2 separate regions of the Homo sapiens genome follow, and region 2 is linked to region 1. The links are chromatin loops, found by intact Hi-C in ENCODE. Cell type or tissue: prostate gland. All regions are shown on one strand.

Region 1 (8,000 bases):
GAGACTTGGTGACTTCTAGCTTACTTTTAAAAATCAATTTTAGTAACCAAACAGGATGCTAATACAGGTCAGAAAATGTAGCTAGCTGTGTTGATGAGAATCATTAGAAACTGCCAGATTTCTGTGTAACTTCATGCTGCCAGCTTATCGCCAAGTAAGTGCTACTACAGCCTTCCTCGATGACTAACCTGTACCCAGCTTTGAGTGAGAGTGTGGTTCTCTCTAGTTAAAACTAAAACAGTCAGAGAGGGGAGGCACCAGATGAGCTGCTCTTTCTGGTTATAAATGCTAGGCTGGGCCAGGTGGCCTCCCGTCTTCTTTCTCCTAACCACCTTTCTCCTGCACACCTTCTCCTCTCAAGTAGGCCTTTGTCTTTCCATGTTGGCAAACTGTATGCCAAGATGTTCATCTGAGAATGTTCACCAATCCATTCTTTGAATGAATTAAATCAAATTGGCTTGTCTACAAAGAGAATTCTCATATGCTCCTCTCACCAGCCTTTGTTTCCTGCCATAATTTTGCAGTAAGTGAGGGAGACCATTTGAATGTTGATAGTAGAACTAAAAACATAGGTCCAAGGAAATACAGGTTTCTTCTCTGCCTTTTTTTCTTCAGGTTCATTTCTATCAAACTCCTTTCCTTCAGTGCCTCTTTTCTTGCATGTATTTTAAATATGTGATGTTATTGTTTCTTAATGTTCATTAATGCTGTTATTTTCTTGTTGCTACATGGTTAATAAGTCCAAACCCAGGTCGTAGTGCCCAAGCAGCTAGGGAGGAAATAGTCATACTGTTTTAGTTCGTTTAATAAAAGATTCCATGAAAGATTTTTGAATCTTTGTACAAAAATTACACTCAATTATGGTACTATCAGCTGTGTCTTGCCTGTGCAGAATTCTCTAATGATCTATTTAAGAAAAATCTTCTAAATTCAGATCTTGGGCTTGTTTTCCATATCCCTTGAGTGAGAACATTTACCATGATGACTTCTTTAAAAATTTGGCAGGAGGCACCTCAGCTATGTATTCTGAGAGCTGTCTATGTAATTGACAAATAATTAAATGTTTTCTTATTTGCAGATCAAGGATTTTCTTTTTTGGTGAGGGATGGAGTCTTGCTCTGTCACCCAGGCTAAACTGCAGTGGCACAATCTCAGCTCACTATAACCTCTGCCTCCCACGTTCAAGTGTTTCTCCTGCAGCCTCCCAAGTAGCTGGGGTTACAGGCATATGCCACCACATCTGGCTAATTTTTTGTATTTTTAGCGGAGATGGGATTTCACCATGTTGGCCAGGCTGGTCTTGAACTCCTGACCTCAAGTGATCCACCTGCCTCAGCCTCCCAAAGTGCTGGGATTACAGGCGTGAGCCACCGTGCCTGGCCAGGATTTTCTTAGTAATGGCTTTACCATTTCATTCACAATATTCCTTAATTATTTTGCTAATTGTTGCTTATTGTTATATAACATTGCTTGATGTTACCAATGAAGAAATCATTTTGATGAAGTCCTTTGAGATACTTAGATAAATGTACAGATGCTGCTTGACCTACAATAGGGCAACATCCAGATAAATTTGTTGCAGATTGAAGATATATGTCAAAAGTGTTAGTACGCCTAATCTAACAAACAGCATCGCTTACCCTAGCCTGCTTTAAATGTGCTCAGTACACTTATATTAGCCTACACTTGGGCAAAGTCATCTAACATAAAGCCTATTTTATTAGAATGTTGAATATCCCATGTAACTTACTGAATACTGTATCATACACTATGTCAAAATTGCAATGGTTTCACGCCATTGTAAAGTCAGCAAATCTTAGATTGAACCATCATAAGTTGAGGATTATCTATAACAGTGTCTATGTCTTTTATAAGAAAGAAATCTGAACTTCTGGAAAAGATTATTTTGGTTTGTTTTTAATCATTAATTCTCCTTCTTAACTTTAGTACTTGAGGGCTATGGGGACACATGCATCAACAATTAGTTGCAAGTCACTCATTCCGTCACGTTTCCAAAGGCCTCTCCACTGTATAGGCGGTTTCAGTCAAGAGACACTCCAGATTCTGACATAATCATTATAATGTCTGGATTCTGAACAATAATTGGAGAAAGCATGACTAACACTTATGGCAGTTTACTGTGTGCCAGGTTCCACGCTAACCCTTTATGTGCAGTACTTCATTCAGGTCTCACAAAAATCCTGTGAAATACATATTGTTATTTCTTGGTTTTACCAATAAGGAAACTGAGGCAAGAGGCTGTCATTTGCTGGTGGTTACACAGCTAGTGCATGCAAAGCCAGGAGGAGAACCCAGACTGTTGGCTGCAAAGCTGTTAACCATTAATATGCAGCATCTTCCAGTAAGTTTTAAAGCCAAGAAAGAGGGAAGGAAAGAGGGATGATGGCCTGTTGATGTGCTTGTTATCACACATGGACCAGTGGAGGGAGGCTCTATCTAAATCCTTTTAGAAATTTAAACTATGATCCCTCAGAAGCAGAGTGCTTACATTTATCAATAAACAATGCTTTCAGTTTTAGTATATACCTACTCCAGAGCTCCAGCAATAAAATCAGGTCAGGTCTTTGGAGTAGATGTGTTTCCAGTTTACTCCTCATTGACTAAAATCAGGTTCATGTAAGCCAACTTTAATGTGTGTTCACAGGCACATGAAAATTTACCACATCGATTCTGCAAATGCAGTCTTTTCATACGTATATTAATTTATCTAGACAGTCAGTGCTGCCTTTTTCTGCTTCATCAGTAGGTGTAATTAAAAGCAACTATTCTTTGTAATTAATTGTTGATATTGCGTTCTTACCTTTAACCCTTCGATCCAGAGTAATGTTCTGTCAGTACCAAACTAATAACAATAAACTTATTTCTCTCTCTGAGAGGAGATTTAAAGCCACTGGCTATTACCTAAGATTTTCCAAGAGCAGAGATAAAGTAGCATCTAAGAACTGATAGAGTAAGAAGTTGTTATTTAAAGAAGTTTCTGCTTTTCTAATAGCATACCTCTTCTGTTTTATAAATTCAGCAACATGTTTTGATGAAAGCTCTTGTGAATGCAGTAGAGAGCTTTGATTCATGTAATTGCAAGATTTGGACCTTTCTGCCTATAATTCAGAAGATAAAAATGGGATAATAGAAACCATTTTGGAACATTAGCTGTAATTCTGTCTCTTTGAATGCCTTGTAAAAGAGAGTAATGTTTATTAATAATCTAAAGGAAACTGTTTTTTAAGTGACTCTTGTAAGAACTTGAGAATTAAATGTGAGAGGAACCAAGTGCTTTAAATTTCAGAACGGATATAAACATCTCCCCCAGTTTCACAGAGGACATTTCACATTTTCTTCTGGTTTTCTTCCAACACACAGTAACAGGCTGAGGATGGCAATAAAACAATGATGGGCAGGCAGCCAGAGGAAAACAGAAATAGTTAAATCAGAATTGCCGGATGGCGAGAAGGTGCGAAGATCCTCCATGGGATATCTCCAGAGTCCTGCTCTGTGTTGTTCTAAATAACTAAATAACCTCCACCCCACAATGCCCCAGTTGAGATCCCATCAGTGCCATTGCAATGTGCATTTCTTTTGTTCCAGGGATAGTCTTTCATCTTTTACATTTCACTTTACTTACCCTGGCTCATAGCCCTTAGACACAAGTTCATACAACAATCTAAGTGGGAAAAAAAGATATAAAAGTGTACCTCTTAGGAGTGAGTTCTGCTCACAATGAAAGCATAGTTATGAATCATCAGTATTAATATTAAAACAGAGACAGCTTGAGGCCACCATAGGGTTCTGCCTTGATTCACTTACATTTAAATCACAAAAGGGCTGATAATTAGGGCAGTGCCTACCAAGGGAACTTAAAAGAAGAGTCAAGCTCAGAAGTTCTGTATTTATAAACCAATGTTGCAACATTGCTCACCATAGGGGAAAAGCTTGCATAGCTGTACTGGTTTTGATGTGCCCTCAGTTTCATATGGTTTGGCTATGTCCTCACCCAAATCTCATCTCGTAGTTCCCATAATCTCCACATGTTGTGGGAGGGACCCAGTGGGAGATAACTGAATCATGGGGGCAGTTTCCTTCATCCCGTTCTCATGATATAGTAAGTTAGTTCTCACAAGATCTGATGGTTTTATAAGGGGCTTTCCCCCCTTTGCTTGGCACCTCTCCTTGCTGCCGCCATGTGAAGAAGGATGTGTTTGCTTCCCCTTCCAGCATGATTGTAAGTTTCCTGAGGCCTCCCCAGCCCTGCTGAACTGTGAGTCAATTAAACCTCTTTCCTTTGTAAATTACCCAGTCTCAGATTTGTCTTTATTAGCATCATGAGAACAGACTAATACACAGTTCAAAAAAGAAAAGCAGTGAAAACGATATCAGGCACTAGCTTGGAAACGCAGCCCTCAGAGCATATTTGAGGACTGTGGTCTGACATGATGAACTTTTGCTTCTACTTTGTGCAGTACAACTGCGGTGAGCTGTCCTAAACACAGACGGTAGGAAATAGGCTGGCCTGTATGTCTGCCAGTCTCAGATGCTGGTGAGCAGAGATATCAAGCCCCTGTGTGTATATATATATATATTTGGGCGAAGTTTCAAAAGTAACATCAGAATGATTCCTTAGGAAAAGGATGCAAATCCTAGTGTAATCCTTCTGTGATCCTCTATTTGAAAAATGATACTTTCTTGCTCTAAACAACCCACTTCAGTAATAGATCACCAGTACTCTTAACTCCACTGAGCTCTGCTCCTCTTACTTTGTGACATCACATTTTCAAATCACATTTTGGTTTCATTTTAGTTCAGAATCATTCAATAATAAATTTGGAAGGGGCTACAATGGGCAGGGTCATTAATTTTTTAAAAATCACCAGTCTTTTTCTTCAGAATGTACAAACTTGCTTTCTGTAACTAATCTGTAAAATAAAATATCCTGATGTAGCCTACCTTTATTTTTTTGAGACAGTCTCACTATGTTGCCCAGGCTGGAATGCAGTCGTGTGATCTCAGCTCACCACAACCTCCACTTCTGGGTTCAAGGGATTCTTGCACCTCAGCCTCCCAAGTAGCTGGGATTACAGGTGTGCACCACCATGCCCGGCTACTTTTTGTATTTTTAGTAGAGACGGGTTTTCGCCATGTTGACCAGGCTGGTCTCAAACTCCTGGCATCAAGTGATCTTACCGCCTTGGCCTCCCAAAGTGCTGGGATTACAGGTGTGAGCCACTGTGCCTGGCCTGTTGTAGCCTACTTATTTAAGAATCAGAAGAATTCATCCCGCAAAGCCTTGGTTTATTTATGTGTTTCTTGAAATATGTTTTTTTATACCTGCTTGTTTTCCCCTTATCTCAGAGGCTGACTCCTCCTCTATCAGACTTCCTAATTTCAAAGCCTACCTGCATTCTGCCCTGGGTCCTCTTCTTTACACTGTACACACCTAGGTGATCTGATCAGTCCCTGGCTTTGGACGTTACCTATGCACTGATGCTTTTTGAATTTATATCTCCAGCTACAATCTCTTCTGCCTCAGTTGTGTATGTCCAGCTGCTGGCTTAACGGATCCACGTGGATAAATAGGCATCTCAAACTTAACAATTAAAATGTTTTATACCTCCTTCCTCCCTCCACCAAACCCATGGTCCCTCAAAACTTCACCATCTCCATAAATTAATAGACAGCACCTAATTCATCCAGTGGTTTACTCTAAAACCTAGGTGTGTTCTTGATTCTGCCTTTCCTTGCACCTGACTCACAATCCATCAGTGTATCCAATTACTCTTAGAACAAACAGTTCTCAAATCAAGCCAGCTGACAAGCCTCCATGACTGTAATCTTAACCCAAGCCATCACCATCAATATCTGGGCCAGTGCGGCACCCCCCGGCCTGCCCTTTCTCTCTTTCCCTCCCCGGTCAGCGGGCAGTGATCTTTCTGAAGCGGAAGGCAGAACCTGGCACCCTCCACCCTGAAGCCCCCCCAATCACTTCCTATTAGCTTTCTTTTTAATTGTGGGAAAACATATATAACATAAAGTTTGCCACTTCAGCCTTTTTTAAGTATACAAGTCAGTGATATTAATAACATTCATGATATTGTGCAGCCATCACCACTAAGCTACTTCCATATCTCTTTCATCACCCCAGATAGAAGCTCTACACCCATTAAACAAAAGCTCCTGTGCCTCCCTTCCCCCACCCCTAGTAATTTATAATCTACTTTCTGTCTCTATGAATTTGCCAATTCTAGGTATCTCTTGTAAGTGGAATTATATTAGTATTTGTCCTTTTGTGTCTGGCTTATTTCATTTAGCATAATGTTTTCAAGATTCATTCATTTTGTGGTATGTATCAAGTTTTCTTTCCTTTAAAAGGCTGAATAATATTCCACTGTATGTCTATGCCACATTTTGTTAACTAGTCATCTGCTGATGGACGACTGGGTTGTTTCCACCTTTTGGCTATTGTGAATAATGCTGCTATGAAGATATACAAGTATCTGATTCCTTATTTTCCATTCCTTGGGGTATATACCCAGGAGTGAAATTGCTGGACTGTATGGTAACTTTGTGTTTAATGTTTAGAGGACTACCAAACTGTATCCCACAGCAGCTGCACCATTTTACGTTCTTACCATAATAGTCATACATTCACACAGGTCCCAATTTCTCCACATCTCCACCAAAACTTGTTATTTTCTATTTTTTAAGTTGTAGCCATCCTAATGGGTATGAAGTGGTATCTCATCATGTCTGGATTTATATTTCCCTAATTATTAATGGTGAGCATCTTTTCGTGTGCTAATTGGCCATTAGTATGTCTTTTGGTAAATGTCTATTCAAATCCTTTGTCTACTTTTGAATTTGTTTGTCTGTTTTTTGTTGTTGAGTTGTAGGAGCTCTTTATATATTCTGGATATTAAATCCTTACCAGATGTATGAAATGCTAATATTTTCTTCTGCTCTGTGGGCTGTCATTTCATGTCCTTGATGGTGTCCTTTAAAGCACAAAAGTTTTTAATTTTTATAAAGTCCGATGTATCTATTGTTTTCTTCTGTTTTCTGTGCTTTTGTTGTATATTTAAGAAACCATTCCAAGCCCAAGGTCATGAAGATTTTCCTCTATGTCTTTTTCTAAGATTATTTATTTATTGATTTATTTAGAGATGGAGTCTTGCTCTGTCACCCAGGCTACAGTGCAGTAGTGTGATCTTGGCTTACTATAACCTTGAACTCCTGAGCTCAAATGATCCTCCTGTCTCAGCCTCCCGAGTAGCTGGGACTACAGGTGACACCACCATGCCCAGCTACATTTTTTTTTAATAGAGATGGGTTCTTGCAATGTTGCCCAGGCTAGTCTCTAACTCAAGCAATCCTTCCACTTCAGCCTCCCAAAGTGTTAGGATTATAGGCATGAACCACTGTGCCCAGCCTCTTCTAAGAATTTTAGTTTCAGCTCTTGAATTTAGGTCTCTGATCTATTTTTAGTCAACTTTTAAATATGGTGTGAAGTAGTCTTCAACTTCATTCTTTTGCAGGTGGACATCTAGTTTTCCTAACACCATTTTTTGAAGAGGCTTCCCTTTCCCCATTGAATGGTATTGGCACTCATTTAAAAAAATCAGTTGACCATAAATGTATTGGTTTACTTCAGGACTGTCAATTCTGTTCCATTGGTCTATATGTCTGTCATTATTCTAGTACCACACCACCCCCCCTTTTTTTTAACTGTAGCTTTTGTAGTAAGGTTTGAAACTGGGAAATGTGAGTGCTCCATCTTTGTTCTTTTGTAAGACTATTTTGACTATTTCAGGGTTCCTTGAAATTCCATATGAATTTTAGGATAGGCTTTTTCACTTCTGTAAAAAATGCCATTGAATTTTGACAGGAATTGCATTGAATCTGCAAATCACTTTGGGTAGTATTGTCATCTTAACAATAGTAATTTTTTCAGTCTATGGACATGGAAGGTGCTTCCATATATTTTGGTC
Region 2 (8,000 bases), 170 kb before region 1:
TTTTTTTTTGAGATGGAGTCTCGTTCTGTCACCCAGGCTGGAGCGCAGTGGCACCATCTCAGCTCACTGCAGGCTCTGCCTCCCAGATTCATGCCATTCTCCTGCCTCAGCCTCCTGAATAGCTGGGACTACAGGCGCCCTCCACCAAGCCCGGCTAATTTTTTGTATTTTTAGTAGAGACAGGGTTTCACCGTGTTAGCCAGGATGGTCTCAATCTCCTGACCTCGTGATCTGCCCGCCTCAGCCTCCCAAAGTGCTGGGATTACAGGCATGAGCCACCGTGCCCGGCCCCTAGACAAAATATTATATTTCAATCAATGTTATCAGAACAAATTTAAAATAGAAAAAAAGACAAGAATTACAAAAATGGTACATACTTATTGAAAGTGTGTGTATAGGCAATTAAAGTAGCCAATCATTTTTACATTAAAATATTTGTGTCATTCTACCATTGAAACTAAACAAAAGGTTATGAAAGGAATTGTAATTTCCCATATAGAAAACCTATAAGTTTTGAATAAACAGCATGTATAAAAATATCAAAAGCTTTTATTGTAAAAAATGAGCCTGATTCTTGTTTTTTAATTAATTTATGTTGGATTGTTGACAATGCTATTCACAGAAGATAATGCATGTCTAAACTGTTTCTACGTATTTTTTCCCTTGTTTTTTAAGATACAATTTACGTATCATAAAATTATCATTTTAAAGTGTACAAACAATTGGCAGGGCACAGTGGCTCTCGCCTGTAATCCTAGCACTTTGGGAGGCCGAGGCGGGTGGATCACTTGAAGTCAGAAGTTTGAGACCAGGCTGACCAACATGGTGAAACTCCGTCTCTACTAAAAATACAGAATTAGCTGGGCAGGTGGTGCATGCCTGTAATCTCAGCTATTTGGGAGGCTGAGGCAGGAGAATCGCTTGAACCCGGGAGGTGGAGGTTGCAGTGACCTGAGATTGTGCCACTGCATTTCAGCCTGAGCAACACGAGAGAACCTCCATCTCAAAAAAAAAAAAAATTAAAGTGCACAATTCAGTGGTTCTCAGTGTATCATATTCACAATTTGTGCAACCAAAAGCACTATCTAATTCCAGGATGTTTTCATCACCCCAAATGGAGATCTCATACTCTTGGGCAGCCATTGCCCAGTCTCCCGGCCATCAGCCCTGAACACTTCCTAATCTATTCTGTTTCTTTATAGTTTTGCCCATTCTGAACATTTCATATAAACGGAATAAAAGGCTACAACATGTAGCCTTTTTTGTCTGACGTCTTTTACTCAGCATAGTGTTTTCAAGGTTCATCCACATTGTTGTATGTGTCAGTAATTCATTCCTTTTTGTGGCTGAATAGTATTTCTTTGTGTGGATAGACCACAATTTATTTATTCATTCATCTGTTAGTGGACAATTGAGTTGTTTCCACTTTTTGGCTATTATGAATAATGCTACTGTGAACATTAAAATGTAAGCTTTTGTGTGAACATACATTTTCATTTTCTTGGCTATATCCCTAGGAATTGAATTGCTGGGTTATATATGAGAACTGTATGTTTAACTTTTTTAGGAACCAGCTGTTTTCCACAGTGGTTGTACCATTTTATATACCCACCAGCAATTTATTAGAGTTCCAATTTTTCCACATCCTTGCCAATATTATTTCCCTTTTAAAAATTATTATTATAGTCATTCTAGTGTGTCTGAAATGATATCTCATTGTAGTTTTGATTTGCATTTCTCTGATGATCAATGATGTTGAGCACCTTTTCAAATACCTGGTTGCCATTTGTATGCCTTCTTTGGAGAAATGTCTGTTCGAATCATTTGCTCACTTTTTTAATGGAGTTTTTTACTGTTGAGTTGTCAGAGAGCTTCATTCATATATTCTAGATACTAGATGCTTATGAGATACATGGTTTGCAGGTATTTTATTTCATTCTGTGGGTTTTCTTTTCTTTAGGACAGTCTCTTGATAGTGTCCTTTAATGCACTGTGATGCTGTGATGCTGATGAAATCCAATTTGTCTATTTTTGTCTTTGTTTACTTAGGCATTTGGGATCATATCTAGGAAACTAATGCCTAAATGATGAAGATTTACACACATTTTCATATAAGAGTCTTATACTTTGGGCTCTTTTTAAATTTAGTGGTTTTTTAAAATGTGTGTTTTGTTGTTTCTTTCAAGATACAGGGTCTTGCTCTGTTGCCCAGGCTGGAGTATAGCAGTGCAATTACAGCTCACGGCAACCTCAAACTCCTCGGCTCAAATGATTTTCCCACCTCAGCCTCCAGAGTAGCAGGCACTACACTATCCATTTTTAAAATATTTTAACATGGTGTGAGCTAGGGGTCCAAATTTATTCTTTTACCTTTGGATATTCAGTTGCTCCACCCATTTGTAGAAAAGATTATTTTCTCTCATTGAATGATCTTCACACCCCTGTCAAAAGTCAATTAGCTGGCCAGGTGCGGTGGCTCATGCCTGTAATCCTAGCACTTTGGGAAGCTGAGGCGGGCAGATCCTGAGGTCCAGAGTTTGAGACTAGCCTGGCCAACATGGTGAAACTGTGTATCTACTAAAAATACAAAAAAAAATTAGCTGGGCCTGATGGTGGGCACCTGTAATCCCAGCTACTTGGCAGTCTGAAGCGGAAGACTTGCTTGAACCTAGGAGGTGGAGATTGCAGTAAGCCGAGATCACACGATTACACTCCAGCCTCAGTGACAAGAGTGAAACTCCGTCTGAAAACAAAAAACAAACAAAAGAGTCAATTGGCTATACATGCATGGGTTTATTTCTGAACTCACAATTCTATTTCATTGTTCTACATGTTTATCCTTATTTCAGTACTACTCTGTCTTCATTACTGTAGTTTTGTAGCAAGTTTAAAAATAGGGAAGTGTAAATTCACCAACTTTATTCTTTATTCAGTTTATTTTGCCTACTCTATATCTCTGGCATTTCTGTATGAATTTTAGTATCTGCCTGTCAATTTCTGCAAAAAAAAAAAGGAATCAACAGAGATTTTGATAGTGATTTGCATTGCAACTGTAAATCAGTTTGGTGAGTATTCCCATCTTAACAATATTAAGTATTTTGATCCATGAACATGGATGTCTTTACATTTATTTAGGTCTTCTGTAATTTAACAATATTTTGTAGTTTTCAATTAACAAGTCTTATACTTCTTTTGTTAAAATTATACCTAAGTATTTTATTCCTTTTGATTTTATTATAAATAGAATTATTTTCTCAGTTTCATTTTTGGGCAGTTCATTGCTAATGCGTAATACAATTGATTTGTAAATTTTGGTATTATATCCTACATATTTGCTGAACTCACTCATTAGCTGTAATATGGATTCTTTAGGTTTTCTATAGGTAAGTTATGTCATCTGCACATACAGATAGTTTACATTTTCCTTTCCACTGTGGATGCCTTTTTTTTTCTTGTCTACTTGCCCTGGGTATAACTTCCAGTACAGTGTTTTGTTTCAGTCTTTCACCATTAAGTATGATGTCAACTGTGGATTTTTCATAGATGCCCTTTATCAGGATGAGAACATTCCTTTCAATCCCCAGTTTGTTGAGTATTTTTCATCATGAAAGGGTGTAATTTTGTCAAATGCTTTTCCTGAGTCAATTGAGGTGATCATATGGGGTTCTTTTTCTTCATTATATTAATGTGGTATATAACATTGATTGATTTTGTTTGTTGAAGCACCATGGCATTCCTGAGATAAATCCTATCTGGTCATAATGAATAATGCTTTTATATACTGCTTGGTTTGGTTTGCTGTTATTTTGTTAAAAGATTTTCACATCTATACTCATAAAAGATATTAGTCTACAGTTTTCTTTTGTTATATTTACCTAGTTTGGATATCAAGATAATACTGGCCTCATAGAATAAGTTAAAAAGTATTTCCTCCTGTCCTACTTTTATTTCTTCTTTAAACATTTGGTAGACTTCACTAGTGAACCCATCTGGGCCTCAGATTTTCTTTGGGAAGTTTTCCAATTACTTATTTAATCCTTTTAGTTATTCTAGATCTACTCTGATCTTCTGTTTCTTATTGAGTAAGCCTTTGTAGTTTGTGTATTTCTAGGAATTTGTCCGTTTCTTCTAGGGTATCTAATGTTTTTAGCATACAATTACTCACAGTATTGCCTTATAATCCCTTTTATTTCTGTAGGGTTCATAGGAATGTCCCCTCATTCATTTCCGAATTTAGTAATTTGAGTCTTCTCTCTTTTTTCTTGGTGAATCTAGATAAACTTTGTCAATTTTGTTCCTCTTTTCAAACAACCAACTTTTTATTCTGTTAAACTTCTCTGTTGTATTTCTCTTTTGTCTTTCGCTAATTTCTGCTCTTATCTTTATTATTTCCTTTCTTCTGCTTGCTTTGGCTTAGTTTACTTTGCCCCATGTCTTAAGGTTGAATGTTAGGTTATTGATTTAAGATCTTTCTTTCTTTCTTTTTTTTTTTTCTTTTTTTTTTGAGATGGAGTTTCACTCTTATTGCCCACGCTGGAATGCAGTGGCAGGATCTCGGCTCACCGCAACCTTTGCCTCCCTGGTTCAAGCAATTCTCCTGCCTCAGCCTCCCGAGTAGCTGGGATTACAGGCATGTGCCACCACACCTGGCTAATTTTGTATTTTTAGTAGAGACAGGGTTTCTCCACGTTAGTCAGGCTGGTCTCGAACTCCCGACCTCAGGAGATCCACCCGCCTTGGCCTCCCAAAGTGCTGGGATTACAGGTGTGAGCCACTGTGCCCAGCCTTTTTTTTTTTTTTTAGTTTTTTAAAATTATTATTATTTTGAGACAGAGTCTTGCTCTTTCGCCCAGGCTGGAGTGCAGTGGCGCCATCTCGGCTCACTGCAAGCTCCACCTCCCGGGTTCACGCCATTCTCTTGCCTCAGCCTCCCAAGAGCTGGAACTACAGGTGCCCACCACTACGCCAAGCTAATTTTTTGTATTTTTGGTAGAGACGGGGTTTCACCGTGTTAGCCAGGATGGTCTCAATCTCCTGACCTCGTGATCCACCCGCTTCGGCCTCCCAAAGTGCTAGGATTACAGGCACGAGCCACTGCGCCTGGCCAACCCTCTTTTTTTTAAATGTACACATTTACAACTGTGCATTTCCCTTCTAGGCACTGCTTTAACTGCATGCACATTTTGGTACATTGTGTTTTTATTTTCATTCATCCCAAATTATGCTTTAATTTCTTTTGATGTATTGTTTTACTTACTGTTTATTTAAAGTGTGTTGACATATTTGTGAATTTCCCAAATTTCTTTCAGTTACTGATGTTTAGTTTCATTCCATTTTGGTCAGAGAACATATACTTTATGTTTTCAACCCTTTTAGTTTTATTGAGACTTGTTTTATGCTGTAAAATATCATCTATACTGGAGACTGCTCCAAAGTACTTAAAAAGAGTTTGTATTGTTCTGTTGTAGGGTAGTGATATAGATATCCATGGGGTTTAGTTTACTTACAGTGTTTTTCAAGTTTTCTGTTTCCTTGCTGATATACTGTCTAGTTGTTCTATCAACTATGGAAAGTAAGGTAATGATATATCCAACTATTATTGTTACCTAAGAGAAAAGCTCTAAAATACATGAAATAGTTCTCTCTTCAAGTTTGTCAGTTTCTGTTCATGCATTTTGGAGCTGTTCTTTTAGGTACATGTATGCATATAATTATTATATATTCTTATTGAATAACATTTTTTCATTATAAAATGCCCTTCTTTGTCTTTAGTAATAATTTTTGTTTTAAAATCTATCTCACCACATATCAGTTATAGTAACTCCATCTCTGTTTTTATTATTGTTTACATAGTGTATCTTTTCCTGTTCTTGATCATTCAATCTATTTATGTCCTTGAATCTGAAGTGTGTCTTTTGTAGACAGTGTATAGTTGGGCCATTAAAAACATCTTTCTAGCTTGTAGACAGCTGCTTTATTAAAAAAAAAAAAAGAAAGAAGGAAAAAAATTTTAAATAAAAATATCTTTTTTCCAATCTCTGCTTTTTTATTAGAATATGTAGCTTATTTATATTTAATGTAATTAATGATAAATTAGGATTAACATCTGCCATTTTACTGTTTGTTTTCTACCTTTTTATTCTTTTGTTTCTACATTTCTCCATTACTGGCTTCCTTTGTGTTAAATAGATATTTTCTTATACAGTATTTTAATTCTCTCATTTCTTTTACTATATTTTTGAGTTTTCTTTCTTAGTGGTTACCTTGGCAATTACCACTAATACCTTACTTAATAACAATGTTATCTAAATCAAATGATATTATTTAACTCCAATAGTCTACAAAACTTTGTTCCTATATAGCTTTTTTTTACCCTTCCTGTATGCCATTATCATCACAAATTACATCTTTATACATTATATGCTTGTCAACAAGGATTTATAATTATTGCTTTATGCAGCTGTCTCTTAAAACAGATAGGAGAAGGAAATGAATTACAAGCAAAAAATACACTTATACTATTTATTTTTAATATTCATCTGTATGTAGTTTATCTTTATTATTTCGTTTATTTCTTCATGTAGACCTGAGTTACTGCTTACTCTCCTTTAAGTCCAGCCTAATGGGCTCCTTTTAGTATTTCGTGTAGGATAGGTATCCTAGTGACAAGTCCTCTCAGCTTTTGTTTGTTTAGAAATGGCTTAATTTCTCTTTCATTTTTGAAAGATGGTTTTGTGGATATAGAATTCTTGGTTGGCAGCTATTTTCTTTCAGTGCTTTGAATATGCCATACCACTGCCTTCTGGCCTCCATGCTTTCTAATGAGAAACTGTTAATCTTATTGAGGATCCATTATACAGGTCAAGTCCCTTCTCTCTCTCTGCTTTTAAGATTCTTTGTCTGTGGCTTTCAACAGTTTGAATATAATGTGACTCAGTGTGGATCTCTCTCAGTTTGTCATACTTGGAGTTTATTGATCTTTTTAAATGTATATATTAGTGTTTTTCATCAAGTTTAGGGAGCTTTGGCCATTATTTCATCAAGTAATCTTTCTGAAACTTTCTCTCACCTCTCCTTTTGGGATTCCATTATGCATATGTTGATATATTTAATAGTGTCCCACAAGTCTCTAATCATTTTTCTGCCTGTTTTTTCTTTCTGTTCCTCAGACTGGATAATCTCAACTGACCTATCTTCAAGTTTGTTGATTATTTTTATCCTGCCTGATCAAATGTGCTATTGGGTGCCTCTGGTTTATTTTTCAGTTCACTTATTCTAGCTTTCAACTCCAGAATTACTATTTTTTAAATAATTTTGACCCATTTTTATTCTCTATTTGGTTAAACATAGTTATCTTTTGACATGGTTTGGCTCTGTGCCCCAACCCAAATCACATCTCGAATTGTAATCCCCAAGTTTCAAGGAAGGGACCTTGTGGGAGGTGATTGGATCATGGGGCGGTTCCCCCCATGCTGTTCTCATGATAGTGAGAAAGTCCTCATGAGATCTGATGGTTTTATAAGTGTGTGATGGTTCCTCCATTGCTCTGTCTCTCCCTCACTCTCCTGCTGCCCTGTGAAGAAGGTGCCTGCTTCCCCTTCTGCCATGATTCTAAGTTTCCTGAGGCCTCCCCAGCCATGTGGAATTGTGAGTCAATAAAACCTCCTTTGTTTGTAAATTACCCAGTCTCAAGTTGTATCTTTATAGCACTGTGAAAATGGACAAATACATCATTCTTTGCTTCAGTTCTTCAGACATAGTTTCCTTTAACTCTTTGAACATATGTTTAAATAGCTAATTTTACTCTCTGTCTAGTAAGCACAACATTTGGGCCTCTTAGGGCCAACTTCTATCAATTGCTTTCCGTGTGTGTGTATGGGACATAATTTTATGTTTCTTTGCATGTCTCACAATTTTATGTTGAAATTTTGACATTTAAAAAAATATAATATTACAAGTCTGAAAATCATATTCTTCCCTGCTGAATTGTGTTGTTGCTC

The links. Peaks named below come from ENCODE experiments on the same cell type or tissue, not always from the same donor. Only the 100,000 strongest peaks of a DNase experiment are listed, where the experiment ranks them.
Region 2: a loop joins it to region 1, with 4 times the contacts of the local background. A loop is called at or near these places in 2 of 110 quality-filtered maps.

What each region holds. Positions count from the first base shown.
Region 1 is chr13:23,640,249-23,648,248 of GRCh38, forward strand. All of the region lies in intron 5 of TNFRSF19 (TNF receptor superfamily member 19), which reads left to right. Among named protein-coding and RNA genes, the nearest start is that of TNFRSF19, 74 kb to the left of the region's middle. In prostate gland, no CTCF peak of the experiment used is centred here; a DNase peak (open chromatin) is centred at 3,478.
Region 2 is chr13:23,473,757-23,481,756 of GRCh38, forward strand. All of the region lies in intron 2 of LINC00327 (long intergenic non-protein coding RNA 327), which reads left to right. Among named protein-coding and RNA genes, the nearest start is that of LINC00327, 8.2 kb to the left of the region's middle. In prostate gland, no CTCF peak of the experiment used is centred here; no DNase peak of the experiment used is centred here.